Linked DNA regions of Homo sapiens: region 1 is linked to region 2. Evidence: chromatin loops called from intact Hi-C (ENCODE). Cell type or tissue: heart left ventricle. All regions are shown on one strand. Links, peaks and the distances in the headings refer to the core of each region. The heading gives the core; the rest is flanking DNA. Region 1 overlaps CCDC122 (coiled-coil domain containing 122). Region 2 overlaps DNAJC15 (DnaJ heat shock protein family (Hsp40) member C15).

What was found. A loop is a pair of places that touch in the nucleus more often than their neighbours do. Peaks named below come from ENCODE experiments on the same cell type or tissue, not always from the same donor. Only the 100,000 strongest peaks of a DNase experiment are listed, where the experiment ranks them.
Region 1: a loop joins it to region 2, with 4 times the contacts of the local background. A loop is called at or near these places in 41 of 110 quality-filtered maps.

The regions. Positions count from the first base shown.
Region 1 is chr13:43,873,108-43,876,031 of GRCh38, forward strand. CCDC122 (coiled-coil domain containing 122) reads right to left here. Exons shown (of 7, transcript NM_144974.5): 2 at 1,735-1,820. Among named protein-coding and RNA genes, the nearest start is that of CCDC122, 5.2 kb to the right of the region's middle. In heart left ventricle, for the core only: a CTCF peak has its summit at 1,594 (motif pointing left); no DNase peak of the experiment used is centred there.
Region 2 is chr13:43,084,577-43,087,500 of GRCh38, forward strand. It overlaps DNAJC15 (DnaJ heat shock protein family (Hsp40) member C15), which reads left to right. Exons shown (of 6, transcript NM_013238.3): 5 at 1,192-1,262. Among named protein-coding and RNA genes, the nearest start is that of LINC00400, 27 kb to the right of the region's middle. In heart left ventricle, for the core only: a CTCF peak has its summit at 1,070 (motif pointing right); no DNase peak of the experiment used is centred there.

The DNA of each region.
Region 1 (2,924 bases), core at 161-2,660, 790 kb after region 2:
CTCATCTTTTTCACTTATGTCACACCTCCTAGTGCTCGGTCCTCAGGCTTCCTTCTTTTCTCATACTTATTCTACATGTGATGCCATCTAGTTCTATGGCTTTAAAATCCACCTATAGGCTGACAATTCCCAAATTATATCTCTACCCTGAACATCCCTTTTGAGCTGTAGACTCATACTCATTGCCTACCTGATAACTCCATTTGGATTTTTAATAGGCATTTCAACTCAATATATCACAAACTGAACTTTTGATTCCTCTGTCCACTCTATTACCACCATTAAACCTGCACCTTCATAGTCTTCTCTATCTCAGTAAATTATAAGTTCATTTTTCTTGTTGTTCAGGCCAAAAACCCTGAGTTCATTAGCAGGGAGGTCTCTACAAGGATATAGAGCCCAAGGCAATTCAACTAGACTTGCCCAAGGCAATAATAAAGGAGATCTTATTGTTGATGTTTCATAGGCCCTTTGAGAAATCCTTAACACTCCAAGGCTGCTGCCCCGATTGACCTACCCAAAGGATGAGCCAGAACCTTCACTCTTTTTCCATTACAAGCTGCATGCAGTTCTTTTGGCAAAGCCCATTGGCTCTACCTTTAAATTATACTGGAATCCAATCACTCCTTACCAATTCCAAATACTATCTTAGTAGAGAAGCCTTCCCTGATAACTCTCTTTCACCCTTGCCCTGCCTCATTTTTCTTGACAGCATCTATTACCACCGACATCTCATACACGTCTTTTCCATATCCTTCTACTAATGTAAGCTCCATGATGGCAGATGTCTAGAAGTGCCTGGCATATAACAGGTGTCTAATTATAGTCTATCTCCACTCCAGTTTGCCCTTTTCTAACAGAATAATGCTCCAAAAGCACTATTCTGATCACGTCAACATCACAGCCAATCTTTCAATTCCATTTAGATGGCATTTTCTTTAGGAGGTCTTTCTCGATCTTTCTGGGAAGATATGGTCTTTCTCTTTTTAGAAGAATTGTTTCAGTATTTCTATTATACCATTTTAGATAAAGGTATAGGTCTAGAGTAAGACAGAGCTAGTTTTAAATCTAGATTGCACTACTTATTAGCTTATTAGGAAAATTATTTCCAACCTGGGCCACAGATTCCTTACTTATAAAATGGGAACAATATTAGTGCCTGCTTCATTAGGGTTATTGTGAAGACTAAATGAAATAATGCATGTAAAGCATTTAGCAAATTCCTGTCACACAATGAATAATCAACATATTTTTATTTTTATTATTTTCATTATTTTATAGTATCTTTCCCCATTAGAGTGTAAGCACCGGGAAGACAAATACAGTGTTTTATTTATTTTTGTATTCCTTAAAGTATTTGATAAAGTAACCTAAAGAATAAAGAAAATTGGATTTATACAATAAAAATAAAGTAACTAGTACTTCTTGATCTCTATTTCTATAGCAACATAAATTGAAGAACTCTTGGATAATATTTATTTAAACCAAATATTCATAAAATTCATGCTGTAAAATTGGAAAAGTTTTAGTTTTTTTTCCCCAGACTTCTGTTGTGCAATGAAAAGAAAAATGAAAACAAACTACTGCCATCTACCGATAATTCATTAGAATTGCATAAATTAAGGAAACAGGCTTTAGAGACAACTCTTTTCAAACATGTTTTTAAGAGAAGTTAGAACATCATCAGAGACATCCAAAAAGAATTAATTGAATAATTAAAAATAAACTGTATACCTATTATACACCAGTACCGCTGAATCTGCTGACACTAGGGATTACTTCCTTTTCTGGCCAGGCAATGAGATTAGAGTTTCAGGGCACTGAAAAAGAAAGAAAACAGAGGGTTTGTACTGTTCCTTACCTCCTTATCCAAGATAATAATAGGCAACATTCATACATTATCCACACTGCTTCTAGGTTTCTACCAAAGGAGGGGCTTTGCTGAATGTATAGACAGTACTGGACTACCAAAACATCTCTTGTTTTGGAGTGTAGACATTAAGGGGTTGGTCTGCAGCTCAAATCCAAGCTTTAAAGGATGTCCAGGCAACTGTTTCGAAAAGATTTCTACCTCTGGGACAGAAGTTATATAGACCTTTGGTGAAATCCAGTTATAACCTACCTGCTTGTCTCATTCAGAGAGGCAAGGGGCAAGGTCTTTTATTTCCTCCCCCTCTAAACAAGTAAACATGATTTCCAAACCAAGAGGAACTTTATAGTGGGTTAAATAGTGCCCTCCCGCACATCCAAAGATATATCCACGTCCTAACTCCCAGAACATGTAAATGTGACCTTATTTTGAAAAAGGAGTTTTGCAGATTTAACTGGGTTAAAGATCTTGAGATGAGATCATCCTGGATTTAGGGTAGGTGACTGAATATGCAAATGGACAATGGCCAGACCATATGTAAAAACAGAACTCTGACCCACAACCTGCAGCAAGCAACCCAGGAGACTAACCCATTATCTACAGTAACCAGTCCAGGAAGTCTATAAATTAGACTTGTAGAAAGTTAAATCATTATCTCTAATAACAATCCTAGGAGACAAACTATAACAATTGTCCCAAATGACCAGTACTGGATTAATAACTGGCATCTTCCCTAACTTTTGTCCCCATTTCCAAGTTGAGACTAACAAAAAGAAGCCATAGAATGCTCCACTTCTAGTTAGCCTGCCTGCAGCTTCCTCATGCTGAGAGCCTCTAATCAGGGCATGCCCACTCCTCTGCCTGCCTTCAACTTTGCTAAAATGCAGGAGATTGTGGCTCCCTCCCTTACAAGGCCTGAATAAATAGCTTTTGCTTGTTCTCATTTGATTGATCTTCATTTATTTCTACACAAGAATCCTTATAAGAGAAAGGTAGAGGGCTACTTGAGACTCAGACCCACATGGAATAAGACCATTTGACGATGGAGGCATGG
Region 2 (2,924 bases), core at 125-2,624:
ATTATTATCCCCATTTGAGACTCAGAAAAGTTAAGTAGCTTAAACAAGATAGTATAGCTATTAAGTAGCAGTAGTAGGATTTTGTTGTTGTTAGTGTTAATTTTTTTCCCTTGCCTAGAAAATGTACTAATAAGCAACATTTCCAATACTGGATACATTGGGTTTTACCCAAATAATTTTAGGATTATTTAATTATCTACTTTAATTTTTGTTTACAGCATAGGCTTTAACAGCCAAGCTTTTCCCATGGGTTTTTTTCACAAAGCTAAATAACTATGAGACATAAAGAGTTTTGAGATCCTCTGTAAAGGTAAAAGATAACTATAATGAAGCACTTGCTACATTCCAGGTACTGTTCTAACATTTCGTAGGCATTAACTCATTTAATCCTTACAGTTGCTCTAGCCCTGTTTTACAGTGAGGAAACTGAAGCACCAAGAGGATAAAAATTTGATCAAGCTTACACAATCTTAAGTGGCAATACTGGCATTAAAATCCAGCAGTGTGCCAGGCGTGGAGGCTTACACCTGTAATCCTAGCATTTTGGGAGGCCAAGGTGGGTGGATCACGAGGTCAGGAGTTCGAGACCAGCCTGGACAACATGATGAAACCCTGTCTCTACTAAAATACAAAAATTAGCCGGGTGTGGTGGCGCGCGTCTGTAATCCCAGCTGCTTGGGAGGCTGAGGCAGGAGAATCACTTGAACCTGGGAGGTGGAGGTTGCAGTGAGCTGAGATCATGCCACTGCACTCCAACCTGGGCAACAGAGCAAGACTCCTCCTTCTTGGGGGGTGGGGGGGGAAAGTCCAGCAGTATGCCTCTGGAATCCAAATACTTGTCTGCTACACCGTATATACCGCCTTCCCCCCAAATAACTTAGAAGCATAAGTTTTCAAACTTACAGTATTGTCTGCAGAAGCTGACTCCCCTAACCTATATGTTGTTTTGTTTTTTAAATTGATTGAGAATAAGGATTGGCATTACAAAGGACTGAAGAAAAACACATGTAACATTGAATCAATGATTTATTTTGATGGTTAGTGGAATTAAGTGGAAAGCTGTAGTTTCATATTTGTCCACAAGATGGTGAAATTCTCATTAGGTATAATTTTTTGAAACCCATATAAACCCTTAATTTATAATCTGCATTTGATGCTATTTATTATAAGCACTGTAATTTCTTTTTACAGCCCATCTGCTGGCAAGGCTAAGATTAGAACAGCTCATAGGAGAGTCATGATTTTGAATCACCCAGATAAAGGTAGGTAGAATTCCTATTTTTCATAATATGTATATCAAAATATGCTGTGAATTCCTTTCAGATTAAAGTCATATATGATATATAGTTGAGATGGAAGTTTGTGCGCCACATGTATTGTGATTTTTTTCTCATAAATGAGCATTTAGGTTGGAGTTCAGTGATTCACACAAGTAGTGGATTTATATTATCTGCTTTCAAGAACTTAGTTGCTGGTTTTTATATATGACTTCCTGAACCATCTGATGCGCCTACCATTTTTATCAAGAAAAATCGAAAACACGAGTTATGGACTCTTTGGTTGTATAAACTGATTTGGGCATCACGAATTGTATTTATGTAACCTTCAATGTAAAAGCACAAGAGTTAGAGGATTTCCTCCAAATCTGTGAATGTAATATGTCATAGATGATTCTGAATTTCTGAATTTTATTCTGGAAGGCTCTGAGGCTGAGCCATTTGTTTTTAACTGGCCAGGTTTTTAATGTAAATTTATCTTACAGAAAGACAATTATTATAACTTTAACTACACTACAGCTGCTTGAGAGGGAAAGCCCATATGTTCATTGCTGTTTCTGCTTTAAAATAACAGATGGTAGAAAGTTACACTGTATTTCAGAAGTCAAAGGGGGGTGGGGGAGGAAAGTGAAGGGTTTCTTGGATTCTTATTTACAGACTTTCAGTTTCCTAATTATTTCAAAAAAATTAAAAACAAATTTTGGATTCCTCTCCATCCTAACCAGTACCAAAATAAGGCATTCTTTTTCAGCTTTCTCACTTAATTACTTACTATAAAAGTTTTTTTCGCTAAGCATCATCTCTGTTGGTTTTTGCACTTATTATTCTTTAGTGTGAATAAACATGAGAATAAACTTTCAAAAGAGGTTTTGCTAAAGATTTCTAAACAGTTTCAACAGTTACTGAAAGATTCACTCAGCTAATTTACTTTGCATTGTGGGCTATCTTATGAGCAAGTAGTGTTTAAAGAATTACGATTTATTTTGAGATGGTATATTTATTTGAGGTGGGATTGTTGACTATAGTGGGCTTACTAACATCCTTTAGTCTCACCCTGTGTGGGGTAGCTGGGTGTGAAAGAATGGACTTCGGAGCAAGGGATCAGCATTTTTCTTTGGCTTCTACCTTCCAGTCAGCATTGTGGCCTTGAAAACTCCCTTAACTCCAAATATGAGTTTTATTATTTGCAAAATGACAGGATTTATTTCTAAAGTCCTTTTTGTTTGCATGATTTAATAACCTTTTATGCCTATTCAATTAATGTAGAGGCTGTACCCTATGTTTCTGTTCAGATCAGATTTTTAACTTAAGAAAGATGCTTTTAATGTTTTTGGATTATTGTTCCCTCTGAGAATATATTGACAACTGTGGACTTTTTTTCCATATAACTGCTCATTCACCCAAAATTTATAAACATTTGGAGTTTCAGAAAGTTCATGCACTTCCTAAAACCCATCCATATACTCACAGTTAAGAACTCCTGCTCTAGTAAAAGTGTAGTGATAGGAATGTTGGAACTTCTCTCTTTGATGGAGTTGAGAGATGATAGCTCATAAATCTAAAGATTATCCTTTGAGAAGGAAGATTGTTTTGTTTTCAATGGGAAGCTAACAGATTTTAAACAAAAATGCCTCATTGCCTTTGGTA